Regions from separate parts of the Homo sapiens genome. Here region 2 is linked to region 1. Evidence: read pairs that join two places in POLR2A ChIA-PET (ENCODE). Cell type or tissue: CD4-positive, alpha-beta T cell. All regions are shown on one strand. Each heading gives the region's core, and the rest is flanking DNA. Links, peaks and the distances in the headings are about the cores only.

What was found. ChIA-PET counts read pairs that join two places held together with the same protein. Peaks named below come from ENCODE experiments on the same cell type or tissue, not always from the same donor. Only the 100,000 strongest peaks of a DNase experiment are listed, where the experiment ranks them.
Region 2: POLR2A ChIA-PET joins it to region 1 with 6 read pairs; 6 of 35 experiments call an interaction of 5 or more read pairs at or near these places.

The regions. Positions count from the first base shown.
Region 1 is chr16:4,530,204-4,537,151 of GRCh38, reverse strand. The region is part of intron 1 of CDIP1 (cell death inducing p53 target 1); the gene reads left to right. Among named protein-coding and RNA genes, the nearest start is that of CDIP1, 5.1 kb to the left of the region's middle. RefSeq lists enhancers at 1,039-1,148, 6,769-6,948. In CD4-positive, alpha-beta T cell, for the core only: no CTCF peak of the experiment used is centred there; a DNase peak (open chromatin) is centred at 2,521.
Region 2 is chr16:4,589,633-4,597,084 of GRCh38, reverse strand. C16orf96 (chromosome 16 open reading frame 96) reads right to left here. Exons shown (of 16, transcript NM_001145011.2): 10 at 5,301-5,419; 11 at 4,718-4,780; 12 at 3,769-3,861; 13 at 2,575-2,734; 14 at 2,282-2,381. Among named protein-coding and RNA genes, the nearest start is that of UBALD1, 22 kb to the left of the region's middle. RefSeq lists enhancers at 2,214-3,013, 3,816-4,616. In CD4-positive, alpha-beta T cell, for the core only: no CTCF peak of the experiment used is centred there; no DNase peak of the experiment used is centred there.

The DNA.
Region 1 (6,948 bases), core at 1,511-4,010:
AAATAAGCATGCATGTCATTAATTAGAGTCTTAGAATTGTTGTTTATTGGGTTTGACTTTTTTATCTTCTTAATGGTTTTTACCTTAATGGAAGCCCTGGGTATTTAGAAATCCGTCTCTCACCCTTGAGAATTTGAAGGAGTTCGGAGGTTTTCCACAGGATGGGAGAACCAGGGAAGAGCTTTACAGGTTCTCTTACAAAGGTTCATTTATTTATTTAGAGCCAGGGTCTTGCTCTGTGGCCCAGGCTGGAGTGCAGCGGTGCCGTCACGACGTTCACTGCAGCCTTGAACTCCTTGTCTCCAGCGATCCTCCTGAGTACCTGGAACTACAGGCATGCCCCACCATGCCCGGCTAATTTTTTTTTTTTTTTTTTTTTGTAGAGATGGCATGTCATTATTTTGCCCAGCTGGTCTCTAACTCCTGGGCTCAAGTGATCCTCTTGCCTCACCCTCCCAAAGTGCTGGGATTACAGGCAGGAGCTACCGTGCCCAAGTTCTTACAAGGATTTAAGAGCAGCCAGCCGTGGTTCTAGAATCACCATAAGAGCAGAACATTGACTGTATGATGTAAAGTAATACTTCAGGGAACAAAATTGTTTTGAGAAGGAGCTAACGGAATGCGTCCCGAAGGCCAGCTTGCCCCAGCAGATCACGTTGGCAATAATTGAAGCTAGTCATCAGCTTGCAACTCCCTGTCGGCTCTTTACACTGTAAGCTTGTCCAGGTTGAACCTACCAGTTCAGTGTGTGTTTTCTAAGGTCTAGGGGAACTGGGGTGTGTAGTGCAATTTAGCTCATGGTGTTGATGGACTAGAGGCCGTGGCTTTGAGACCCTTGGGCCCAGGTACTTTGTTCCTTAGCCACAAACACCAGCCCTTCACCCTACTCAGTTGCCTGAGTGGGAGAGAAAAGATAGGCCCTGTGAAAATTTGTCTCCACTTTGAGGAACATGGTTCCAAGGGTAAGGACATGTTTTTACTCATAGAAGACACAGGGAAATATGGTAGTTAAAGTTGTGGCATTTTATAGCATGTCACTGTCCTGTAGGTGGAGGAAGTGCTGGTGAGAAGGTGGCAGGCAGGGAGAGCTCTGCAGAGGACCTTGGCGCTCCATGGGGAGGATGGAGAGAGAGAGCCAGGCCGGCAGTGGTGACAGGAGGTTCCCTTTCCCCCACGAGGGGACTTGGAAATAGATTACTCAAAATGGAAATGTGCCCCTTTCTAGGATCCCACAAAAAGTTTCTGTTTCTGTCTCTGCCTAGTCAGGAGTCTCCAAGCCACAGTCTCTGTGGGAGGTGGTAAAGGCTACCTTGCAATACAGTGCAGCAGAGGTGGAGGCGCCTAGGGCCTGGGCCAGAACCTCCCCATGCCCAGAGGGCTGTCCACTCTTGGAGACACTGGTCTGGTGGCTCCTGAACCCGTGGGCCTGATGGCCCCGGTCACCACTTCTCCTACTCTGTGAGTCATCAGGCAGTGGTCCATGACATTGGTGGTGTCCTGGGACCAGGGCTGCCTAGACGTGGAGACCTCTCTGTCATGTTGAAGCTGTGTGACAGACAGGCCTTGCTGGCCGCGTCTGTGATAGGTGAAGAGCATCACCCAGGCCACAGGAAGGCCTGCATCTGCTGTTAGCGCTGAAGAGATGAAGGGTCCCTGACGGCAGACAAAGCAAAACCAATACAGAGCCTGCAGTGCAGGGTGAGGGGGTCCAGGAGCATTCTGATTCTTTCCTTGAAAGCAGTTGTGATGCATTTTTGGTAATACTGGACCATTTTTCCAGGAAACATTTCTTGTCACCTTTTCAGTGCTCCTGATTTGTGGGTGAGACCTGGCTTGGTCTGTACATTGAGTGATTCAGTACCATCGATTCTTACTGCAAGGAGGTGTAATGGGGGTTCAGTAAACACTGAGGGTCTTCCTGAGATGTAATTGTTCAATCAATGCTAATTAAGTCTGAATTCAGATCTAGTCCCAGTGTCTGGGTTTTTCCCCCAAGAAGGAAAAGAGGCCAAGAAAGGTGGAAGTAGGTAGAGAAGAGTGCGAGAGCTGCCTTGGGAGGGTTTAGGGAGAATTTCAACCCGTATTACTTCAGGAAGAAAGCGAGCTTGGTTGTCACAATTCTGATTAACATGCAGGCCGGGTGCTGTGGCTCATGCCTGTAATCCCAGCACTTTAGGAGGCCAACGGGGGCGGATCACCTGAGGTTGGGAATTTGAGACCAGCCTGACCAACATGGAGAAACCCCGTCTCTACTAAAAATACAAAATTAGCCGGGTGTGGTGGTGCATGCCTGTAATCCCAGCTACTCCGGAGGCTGAGACAGGAGAATCAGTTGAACCTGGCAGGTGGAGGTTGCAGTGAGTCGAGATTGTACCACTGCACTCCAGCCTGGGTGACAGAGCAAGACTCTATCTCAAAAAATCAAACAAACAAAAACCAAAAAAAAAAAAAAAAAAAAAAACCATGCAAACAGCGGCCTCACAGGCTGGGGAAGCAGGAGGAAATGGGGTTCTTTGCAGTGTACCGCCCTATGAACATGCGTTGTTCTCACCTGTCAGCCAGGGAGGTAGCAGCACAGTGGGACTTGGCCAGCTGAGGCAGCAGCCAGAGTGTCTAAGTGACTTGCCCATGGTTGCCAAGTAATGGCAGAGAAGGGCCCATGGCTGGCCCTGAAACAGCAGGGGTGGCGGAAGAGCAGCTGAGGGAGACGTGGGCTCTCCCAGCCCCATTGTGATCACTGCATCACGGAGTTGACTGGAATTCAAGAAATGGTGTTTTTTCCTGTCTGGATATTTGGCTGTGAACGTAAGTACTTTCCTGAGGACGCAGTGGAGTCTCTCTCGGCTGCGGCTGTGTTCTCACCCTGGGCAGTGGCCTTTGGGTTAAGAATGGCACAGAAGGGGCTGGGTGCGGTGGCTCATGGCTGTATTCCCAGCACTTTGGGAGGCTGAGGTGGGTGGATCATTTGAGGTCAGGAGTTCGAGACCAGCCTGGCCAACATGGTGAAACCCCGCCTCTACTAAAAATACAAAAATTAACCAGGTGTGGGGGCAGGTGCCTGTAATTCCAGCTACTCAGGAGGCTGAGGCAGGAGAATTGCTTGAACTCGGGAGTTGGGGGTTGCAGCTAGCCGAGATCGCACCAATGGACTCCAGCCTGGGTGACAGAGTGAGACTGTTTCAAAACAAACAAAAAAGAATGGCACAGGAGGTCCACTTAGGTCAACCCCAAACCTGTGCACTCATTTCTTCAACACACATGGACTAGGCACCAAGCAGGGCCCAACAATACAAGTGGGAGAGTCCCAGGATTCTTGAGGGGAGATAAGACAAGGGACAGAGAATCCCCTGGCAGCAGAATCCTCAGGAAGGCCCAGGTTTGCAGGGAAGTGGGGTGTGGGCGTGTTTGGAGGCCAGGGAAAGAGTACGGGGGTGGGCTTGGGAAGGGTGGGGGGATGAGATAGTTTGGAGGAGTGTGAGTTACGATCCGGTGGTAGATCTGGGATATGGTCCAAGTCCAGACTCTTCCCTGTCACCCTTGACTGTTAGATGAGATAGTGGATCTGAGGGCCTTTGAACCATGGAGTTAGTAGGACTTGCTGACTGGTCATGGTTTAAGGAGACGAGAAAGGTCTGGAGCGCCTCTCAGCCATCCAGTTTGGCAATGGGAGTGAAGTGAACAGAAGGGTCCTCTGGCTGGAGAGCAGAGTTCCTGCCTAGAGCAGCAGCCAAGCTGCAGCCCATCCACCCACTAACCCATGTTTCACAGGCTGCCCGGTGCCCTGGAGAAACTGGCCCCAAGGTCTGACCCTGCCCTGCAGGAGCTATGGGTCTGACTGGGAGATGGCCTTGATCACAACTTTCTAATTCTGCATGTTATGAGTGACTCCATTGCCCTAGACCCAGAATTCCCTGGCCACCTCCCTGCAGGGCTGTGAAGCCCATGACAGGCCTCACCTTTTCTCTGCTGGAGCACCTGCTGTCACAGAGGCGACAGCTCCTGCTGGGCTTGCCTGTGTATTTTTTATAAGTTCTTCTCAAGTGTCACTTGTCTTGCCAGGTAGATCTGCAGCTCCCTGAGGGCAGGGACCATGAGGTGAGTGACCTCCATGGAGGGTCTGATGAGTCTTTTCAAACAGGTAGTCACTTAAACAAAAAAGAGAGGAACTTGGATGGTGATGGCTCTGCTGAGTGAAACGGCCTCATCCTTGAACCTGAAGAGTCCTGCCCTGTTCAGGGGAGAAGGCCTCAAGTGAGCACTTCTCAGATCTCAGATTCCCCAGGCATTTTGTGTCACCTGACCTCAGGCCTTAGTTTCTGTCCCCAGCATGGTCAAGCTCAGGTTCTGTGGTGTGTGTTTAGCTGCTTTGCAGGGACAGTGGCCACACCATGACGCATTTCTCTGTGGCCCCAGTAAAATTGGCCAAAAAGGAACTATACCTGCTGGAGGTGGTAGCCGAGTGCTCTCAGGCTCCCCAGCTCTAGGAGCCACCTACTTGATGTCAGAACTTTGGAGAACTGGATTAGCATGGCAGGTGAGTGCGGAAAATGGAGAGTCGTGGGGCGAAATGATTTCCCAAGCTCTCTGCAAGCCTCTCGGCTTATCAGGGTAAAAGTGGGCATCCTGCTGTGGCCAGAGGACCCGGCTCACCCATCCTCCAACACGGAGTGTTCCCTGCTCAGTGGAGCTATCCCTGGTGACAACTGCAGCCCTGTGGCAACCACTTCCTTGTTCTTCCTTCTTCCATGCCACGCTTTGTTCTGTGCCAGGCCCGATGTTTTATTTCTGTATTTTATGCCCTCTACTCAGCCCCCCACTGAAGCTGCCTGCCATTAAGACAGACGTTGATCTGCCATCTTCAGTGCCTAGGAAATGCCTCACGCATAGTGTGTGGTCCATACTTATTGGTTGAATAAAATGATACACCATGCCTGCATTTCAGCCGTCTCATCTTCCTAAGAGCCAAGACGCAGGGACCGTGGTCTTCATGTGCTCCGTCATTGCCTGAGTGTTGGGGGTGCTGATTTGCATGCTGTGTTGAATTCTTCAGTACACATTCAGTGGGTTAGGTTCTAAAGTCAACTAGCAGAGCAAAGACCTCATAAGTCAAACTGTCCTCTAAAGTCCTTGAATTGCCTATTAGCTCAGAGGCACTCCCCCTGCTAGAGGCCCAGCGGGGCCTGAGGAAACAGCACGTTCTGTGTCCCATTTCCCTCCCCAGGGAAAGCAGGGGACCGGGCACTGCCACTTCAGCTTTTTGTCCTGGGTACCATGAAATCTATGTAAATGGAACGCATGTGAAGGAACTGCACTGTGTGAGCTACACTGTGTGAAGCACTTTATTGGGAGTGTGAGATCCCACTCAAGTGTATTTTGAAAACCATTTCTGGAGAATGTGTGAGAAAAGAAACAGGGCTGACAGTGATGTGGAAGGAGAGAGTCAGGACAGCTGAGGTCCTGTCTTGGCTCTGTCATCTCCAGGCAGCTGGGGTGCCCGGGGCAGCCACTTCTCTCCTCGGAGACTGCTCCCCACTCTGTGCCACTGCTTGCTCGCCCACCGTCATCTCCAGCACTTCACAGGGCACCTGTCTTCCATGGGTGCTTAGTAAACATTTAAGACAGAAATGAATGGCAGCTTAGACTTGGACCCAGTCATCTCTGATGGCCTTGCAACCTCCAAAAGGTGTTCTCTGGCCAGGAGCAGACACTCACACCTATAATCTTAGCACTTTGGGAGGCTGAGGCAGAAGGATCACTTGAGGTCAGGAGTTTGAGACCATGGCAAACATGGCGAAACCCCGTCTCTAAAAATACAAAAAAAAAAGGCCGGGCACAGTGCCTCACACCTGTAATCCCAGCACTTTGGGAGGCCGAGGTAGGCGGATCACGAGGTCGGGAGATCGAGACCATCCTGGCTAACACGGTGAAACCCCATCTGTACTAAAAATACAAAAAACTAGCTGGGTGTGGTGGCAGGCGCCTGTAGTCCCAGCTACTTGGGAGGCTGAGGCATGAGAATTGCGTGAACCTGGGAGGTGGAGGTTGCAATGAGCCGAGATCACGCCACTGCACTCCAGCCTGGTCTCTGATGTCTGAGTCATAGAGAAATATATACATGGCCAAGCAGATGGCAGTCCCAATCATGACGTGAGCTCCTGTTTTCCCAAGCTTCCAGAATAAGTCTTCTGTCCCAGCCAGCATGAGTGAACTCAGGGCCAGATGTTGACTTAGAGTTACAGGAACTTAGGCAAAAACTGCAATTACTTTTGTACCAACCTAATAAACTTCTATATACTATTTCTTTCTTTTTTTTTGAGGCAGAGTCTTGCTTTGTTGCCCAGGTGGAGTTCAGTGGCGCACTCAGTTCACTGCAGCTTTGAACTCCTGGTCTCAAGTGATCCTCCTGCCTTGACTTCCCAAAGTGCTGAGATTACAGTCCTGAGCCACAGTGCCTGGCCTACTGTATACTATTTCTGTTTTTTTTGTTTTTGTTTTTTTTTTTTGAGATGGAGTCTCACTCTGTCGCCCAGGCTGGAGTGTACTGGCGCAATCTCGGCTCACTGCAAGCTCCACCTCGTGGGTTCAAGTGATTCTCCTGCCTCAGCCTCCCGAGTAGCTGGGATTACAGGCATGTGCCACCACGCCCGGCTAATTTTGTATTTCTAGTAGAGATGGGGTTTCTCCATGTTGGTCGGGCTGGTTTCGAACTCCCGACCTCAAGTGATCCGACTGCCTCAGCCTCCCAAAGTGCTGGGATTACAGGCGTGAGCCACTGCACCCAGTCTATATACTGTTTCATATAATGCAGTGTAAACTACTAATTCAGTTTGTTTCACACCCAACCAATGTAAGTGAATTCTTAGGGTCAGATGCCAACTAAGAGTGATAGAAACTCAGTTAACTAATTTCCATATGCTATATACTGTTGCATCTAATGTAGTGTAAAAT
Region 2 (7,452 bases), core at 2,632-5,131, 59 kb before region 1:
AAAAGATACATCTCCTAGAAGCTGTGAATGTGACCTTATTTGGAGAAAGGGTCTTTGCAGGTATAATTAGCTTAAGGATCTTGAGATGAGATCATCCTGGGTTAGGTCGGGCACAAATCCAAAGACAAATGTCCTTATGGGGGACAGAGGAGAGGACACACAGAAGAGAAGCTCACATGGGGACAGAGAAGTGCCAGGGAGTGCCATCGGCCCCAGAAGCTGAAGAGACAGGGAGGGACCCTCCTCAAGCCTTTGGAGGGAGTGCAGCCCTGCTGACTCCTTGATTTAGGATTTCCAGCCTCCAGGACAGCGGGAGGATCAACTCTGGCTGTATTTTGTTTTTGTTGTTGTTGTTGTTTGGTTTTGTTCTGTTCTGTTTTTGTTTGTTTGTTTGTTTGTTTTTGAGACAGGGCCTGGCTCTGTCGCCCAGGCTGGAGTGCAGTGGTGAGATCATGGCTCACTACAGCCTCAAATTCCCGGGCTCAAGCGATCCTCCTGCCTCAGCCTCCTGAGAAGCTGGGACTACAGGCGCACGCCACCATGCCCAGCTAATTTGTTGTTGCCCAGCTGGAACTTCAGCTGTTTTTTTTTTTTTTTTTTGAGACGAAGTCTCGCTCTGTTGTCCAGGCTAGAGTGCAGTGGCGTGATCTTGTTTCACTGCAACCTCTGCCTCCTGGGTTCAAGTGATTCTCCCGCCCCAGCCTCCTGAGTAGCTGGGATTAACGGCGTGTGTCACCATGGCTGGCTAATTTTTGTATTTTCAGTACAGACGAGGTTTCACCATGTTGTTCAGGCTAGTCTTGAACTCCTGACCTTGTGATCCGCCCGCCTCGGTCTCCCAAAGTGCTGGGATTACAGGCGTGAGCCACCGTGCCCGGCCAATGGGACGGCGTGCTACATGGGCCGGGGAATGAAGGAACTTCAGCTGCTTTAAGCCACCCTGCTTGTGGTAATTTGTCTCGGCAACCCCAGGAGACGAATCAGGGTGCCTCCTCCTTTGCCCAGCACATTGATGAAACAGTCCCCCTTCCCTTCTTCCATGTCTGGTCTTCGAGTCAATGGAGGCACAGCGTTGGCAAGAAAGAATTTCTGCCGGTGGGCCAGGCGCAGAGGCTCATGCCTGTAATCCTTGCACTTTGGGAGGCTGAGGCAGGTGGATCACTTGAGGCCAAACATGGTGAAACCCCGTCTCTACTAAAAAATACAAAAATTTAGCCGGGCGTGGTGGTGCGTGCCTGTTATCCCAGCTACTCGGGAGGCTGAGGCAGGAGAATCGCTTGAACCCGGGAGTTGGAGGTTGCAGTGAACCGAGATCGCACCACTGCACTCCAGCCTGGGCGACAGAGCAAGACTCCGCCTCAAAAACAAACAAACAACAACAACAACAACAACAAAAAACCAGAATTTCTGCAGGTGGAGTTCAGGCCCCGGCCATCTTGTGGCTCCGGGACTGCTCCTTATGGGGCGGCGTGTAGCTCCCACCCAGGGGCAAAATTTAGAACTCCCCATCCCCAAGGGGGAAGAGCCTTCAAGGGGTGTGCAGAGAAGGCTCCTCTTTTTGTCCTTCGAACCCAGTGATGGACTCCAGAGTCTTGGGGTCCCAGCAGGAGCCGGCCAGAGCCGGGCCTCAGCACTGCAGCAACCACATTGACTGATTCCAGATGTGCACAATTCTGGGTCTCCCGCTGGCCCAACCCTTGCCTGTGATATTAACACACAGCTTCTGGGGTCTGGCCCAAGTCTCCTCCTTGTCACCCCACTGCCCCACCCCAGTCTCCACCCTTCAGGGAGACTCGGCGTCCTGAGCTCCTGCCTGTGAGTGGCTTCCACCCACCACAGGGCCTTTGCACCCACCGTTCCTGCCACACGACCACTCTCCTCTCACCCGACCCCTTCATCCAGCTAAGTCCTAGTCCCTCTTCAAGGGCTTCAGGGCAGCTGTCCAGTCCGTCCTCCGTGGACTGGCGTCCCTTGGCACCAGCCCAGCACCTTTCCTAGCTCATCGTCCTTCGTCACAGGCCATGGTCCTGTGGCCACGGCCCTCTCTCTGGTCAGCTGTTGATCTCGGGAACAGCAGATCCTCGCTCCCGCGGTCTCCCTCCCCCATTGCAAAGACTGAGTCTCCTGGGGGCCTGCTGTGACCCAATTTTTGTGACTGACTGTGTGAGGACTCCCCGGTCAGGGATAGTGCTGGCTCTGGGCCCCACCTGCACCCTCTCACCCTGCCCAGCAGAACCAGGGCCCCAGGCAAGGGTGCCCCAGGGAGCCCTACGCCCCTCACCTGCCAGCTCCTTTGCGACGGCCAAGGGCTGAGCCCCACGCTGGCTGTTCACGCGGCCTTTGTACAGGATCCCATCCACGCCCAGGATGTCCACCTCGGCCTGTTGGATGGCCCAGGTCCCGGGTTAGGGAGCCCCCGACCCGATCTGCCCCCGAACTTTGGTACACGCAGAAGCCCAGGAGACAGAGTGCAGCCTCTGCTGGGGTTGCCCACTGCTCAGTGCCTGGTCCCACACCTGGGGCTGGGGTGCGCTGACGTCCACCCTCTGAGAAGGAGGCCCCGGCCAGACTCACGCTGTCATAGTCGATCACGTGGGGATCCCCGTAGGGATAGAGCGTCAACAGGTTGCAGGACTTGCACTTGAGGCTGGTGGCGTTTTGGGGGCCATCACCCCAGTCCTGCTGACAATCCTCCTGGATACCGAGGTCCTGGAGCTGCAGCCACTGCTGTTCCCTGCAGCAGGGCAGTGGGTCAGCAGCGACCTGGAGACCCTGTACCCCAGAGCCCAGGACGGGCCCCAAGGGCCTGGCCAGCATCGAGGGAAGACCAGCATTTCTTTCAGCTTGTGTTTAGCTGGCACAGCCAGGCAGGCCTGGGGCCTGGCGGATGGATACAGACACACACAGTGGGGCAGAGGAATCAAATTGAGACCTGCATTTCCCCAGACCCAGCCATTTCCCTTTGGACCCCTGGCCTGAAGAGCGTGTCCTTCTAATCTCTTGATCTCAAGGAGCCAGGGAGGGAGGGTGGCAGAGTCAGCACAGGCCCCCACGTCCCTCCCCTTCCCACGGCTGTGGTGACGATTCACCGGTTCTTCCCCCACCTGGCCAGACGTCCCCACAGCAGGGTTGGAGGCTGGGGAGATCCATAGAGCTGTGGGATGTCAGGAGGTTGAGGGGTGGGGCTGGCACCCAGGGAGCCAGCTGGGTGCGGTGGAAACCTGAGGGTTTGGACATCAGCCCTGGACTTGCTAGCAGTGACCTTGGGCAGGTCACTGCAGTTCTCTGAGCCTCAGTTTCTTCAACTGTGACATGGGATGGTACCAGGATACATCTTAGAGGGCAGCTGTGAGGACTCAACAAGGCCAGGTGAGCCCCAGCGCTTGGCACAGTGCCTGCCGGGCACAGCAGCGGCTCCCTGAGGGTTCCCCATCATCACCGATTCCCTCCGCCAAGAAACAGGGACATGGGCATAGGAACCCTAGCTCACAGGGGGTTGTGAGATTTAAATAAGAAACCGTCTAACAGTTCCTGGCCCACAATAGATGTGCAGTAAATATGTCAGTTCCTCCCTCCGCCATCATCTCGTGGGCCTGTCTGCCGCCCCAGCCACCTCTCGGAGTGCCTGTCTTGCGAAGGGCTGGCCATGTCCAGGACAATCTTAGGTCCCTGGGCCTGGAGGATGTGTCTCTGCAGGAACAGGGTTCCCAGGCTCCAGAGTGGCCTCCATGCGGGGCGGCCTCCCTGCGGGGCGCCCATCCTGCTCACCTCATCTGTTGCCGCTGCAAGTACTCGCAGCTGTTGGCGCTGGCTGGCCGCAGCCGGGACAGCAGGTGGGCTTTGCGGATGGTGATCAGCTGTCTGTTGGAGGACAAGGGCACAGCAGGGGCTGTGGGAGGCGTGCTAGGCCAGCAGAGGGCTCGTCTCCCACCCCTCCAGGAAGCCTTCCCAGCAGGAGGAAGGAGGTGCAGACTCAGGTCACCACCCTCGAATGCCAGAAGCGTCCACAGCATAGAAGTAGAAGGGGCCCCCCCGAAAGGCATCTCAGGACCTCTGATCATCACAGTAAGACACAAAAAACAATTGTTCTATTTCCAAAAGTAAAAACCAGGCTAGGCGCGGTGGCATACACCTATGATCCCAGCACTTTGGGAGGCTGAGGTGGGCGGATCACCTGAGGTCAGGAGTTTGAGACCAGCCTTGCCAACATGGCCTTTTTTTTTGATATGAGGTCTCACTGTCACCCAGGCTGGAGAGCAGTGGCACAATCCTAGCTCACTACAGCCTCGAACTCCTGGGCTCAAGCCATCCTCCCATCTCAGCCTCCTGAGTAGCTGGGACTATAGGCAGGCGCTATCATACAAGGCCGCATATTTGTATATTTTTGATGGCTGTAGAACAGTGTATGTGGACATGTGTATCTTGAAGGCTGGGGAACCCTGTATATGAATGTGGATACACATGGCACATACAGAACAGTGTACATGGATGTGTATGGACTTGACGGTACAGAACAGTGGATGTGGATGTGTAGATACCTGGTGCATAGAGAATGGTGCATGTGGGCGTGTATGGACTTGATGGCTGGAGAGAATGCTGTATATGGATGTGTAGACACACAGCGTGCATGGAACGGTGCACATGGAGGTGCACGGAGATGACCTCCATGGGCCCCACAAGCCCTTAGGGCCGGGGCACCCTGGGCGGTGGTACTCACGGGCCAGTCATCATCTCCACAGGCCGGTCACAGGAGATGCACTTCACGCGCTTGAACAGCTTCCTGAAAGGCACATGATCATCAGCCGCTGCCCCTGCTGGGCCCAGGCCATGTGTGGGAGGCTGCAGCCAGCCAGAGCCCCAGGGCTGCATCCCTCCTGCCAGTGCCCGGCCCAGCTCAGCCCCACAGGCCCTGCAGTCTCCAACCACTCTTGTGGTTTCTCTGCCGCCCCAAACACAACGGATGGTTTTTAAAGCTGTGTGAGGGGTGGTCTGAGGACAGGAGCCCCATAAATATTGGGTCCCTCTGCCTGGGGCACTGTCTGGGTGGGGGTCAGGGGTCCTGGATCTGCCCAGTCCCCTTCCCTCTCTGAGCCTTGGTTTCCCCATTGGCAGGAATAGGGCTGGATCACCTCTGCCAGCTCAGGCCAGAGCTTCCCTCCTCCTCAGTGCTTTCAGCCACAGCCAAGCCCCCATCCCCTCATCCAAAGGTCTGGAATCTTTCCTCCCAGAGCTTCCAGGGTGTGTTCCCCACAGCCTGGGCAGCAGGACCCCTACCAGGAGGGGCTCGGGCGGGCACTCACCTCCTAAAGCCAGCAGCACTGTCAGGATCCAGTCTTAAGCCCTCAATCAGCAGCTTCCGGACGATTTTCCAGACCTCTTCCATTTCTTTCTTCAAGGGATCCAGATCACTGTGGACTAACTGCCAACAGCCAAGGGGAAGATAAGAAAGAATACTCTATGAATTCACACCCTGCCTCCTTCCAGAAGAGGGTTGCAGCAACCTGGGAAGTTACACGGTGTAACAAAATTCAACTAAAATAGTGAGGGAGTCCAGGAAAGGGAAAATGACACAGCTTCGATGAGGCTCAACCCCTACTAGATGCTATTGGTAGAGGGGAGCTGCAAGGTGAGCTTCCTAGCAGCAGAAGCAAAAAACACCATCAGCTACTGTCTGCAAAAGACCAAATCAAACCAAGCTCAGCTGCAGGCTGGGCGGTCTGAGACACCTTTCTGGCAATGGTCCCACTGCACCTGACATTCACACACTCAACACATGTTTATTGACGGTCTGTATGTAAAGTGGGCAGGTTTATGGCGTTTAGTATATTTACAGAGTTGTGTGACCATCATAATCAATCGTATTTATTTATTTATTTTTAATTTTATTTATTTATTTTTGAGACAGAGTCTCGCTCTGTTGCCCAGGCTGGAGCGCAGTGGTGCAATCTCTGCTCACTGCAACCTCCGCCTCCCGGGTTCAAGCAATTCTTCTGCCTCAGCCTCCCAAGTAGCTGGGACTACAGGTGCGTGTTACCACACCTGGCTTTTTTTTGAGAGGGAGTTTCGCTCTTGTTGCCCTGGCTGGAGTACAGTGGTGTGATCTCAGCTCACTGCAACCTCCGCCTCCCAGGTTCAAGCAATTCTCCTGCCTCAGCCTCCCAAGTAGCTGGGATTACAGGCGTGTGCCCCCAAACCCGACTAATTTTTTTTTTTTTTTTTTTTACTTTTAGTAGACATGGGGTTTCACCATGTTAGCCAGGCTGGTCTCAAACTCCTGACCTCAGGTGATCCGCCCACCTCAGCCTCCCAAAGTGCTGGGATTACAGACGTGAGCCACCACGCCCAGCCTAATCTTTGTATTTTTAGTACAGACGGGGTTTCACCATATTGGCCAGGCTGGTCTCAAACTCCTGACTTCATGATCTGCCCGCCTCAGCCTCCCAAAGTGCTGGGATTACAGGTGTGAGCCACCGCACCTGGCCTTATTTATTTACTTTTATTTTATTTATTTATTTATTTATTTTTGAGACAGAGTTTCACTTCTGTTGCCCAGGCTGGAGTGCAATGGTGCGATCTTGGCTCACTGCAACCTCCACCTCCCGGGTTCAAGCGATTCTCCTTGCCTCAGTCTCCCGAGTAGCTGGGATTACAGGCCCCCACTACCACATCCGGCTAGTTTTGTATTTTTAGTAGAGACAGTGTTTCACCATGTTGGTCAGGCTGGTCTCGAACTCCTCATCTCAAGTGATCCACCCATCTCTGCCTCTCAAAGTGCTGGGATTACAGGTGTGAGCCACCGCGCCTGGCCAAAAATAGTTTTTTAAAGTAGAGATGGAGTCTCTCTATGTTGCCAGGATTGGTCTCAAACCCCTGGGCTCAAGTGATCCTCCCATCTCAACCTCCCAAAGTGCTGGGATTATAGGTGTGAGCCACTGTGCCACCCGAGGGAGTATTTTTTTGAGACGGAGTCTTGCTCTGTCGCCCAGGCTGGAGTGCAGTGGCGCTATCTCGGCTTACTACAAGCTCTGCCTCCCGGGTTCAGGCCATTCTCCTGCCTCAGCCTCCCAAGTAGCTGGGACTACAGGCGCCCGCCACCAGGCCTGGCTAATTTTTGTTGTATTTTTTAGTAGAGATGGGGTTTCACCGTGTTGGTCAGGATGGTCTCAATCTTCTGACCTCGTGATCTGCCCGCCTCAGCCTCCCGAAGTGCTGGGATTACAGGCGTGAGCCACCGTGCCTAGCCGATGGAGTATTTTTTTTAAGTTACAGAAATGGTGACATTTCACTAATAAATATTTGAGTGTGATAACATTTTATTATATAACCACAACACTATTATCATGTTTAATACAATTAGCAACTATTCCTGAATTGGATGTCATCTCCAGCCCATTTGTAGATGTGGTTCAATTAAACCAGGAAACAAGTAAAATCTCTTCATGTGTTGCTTTT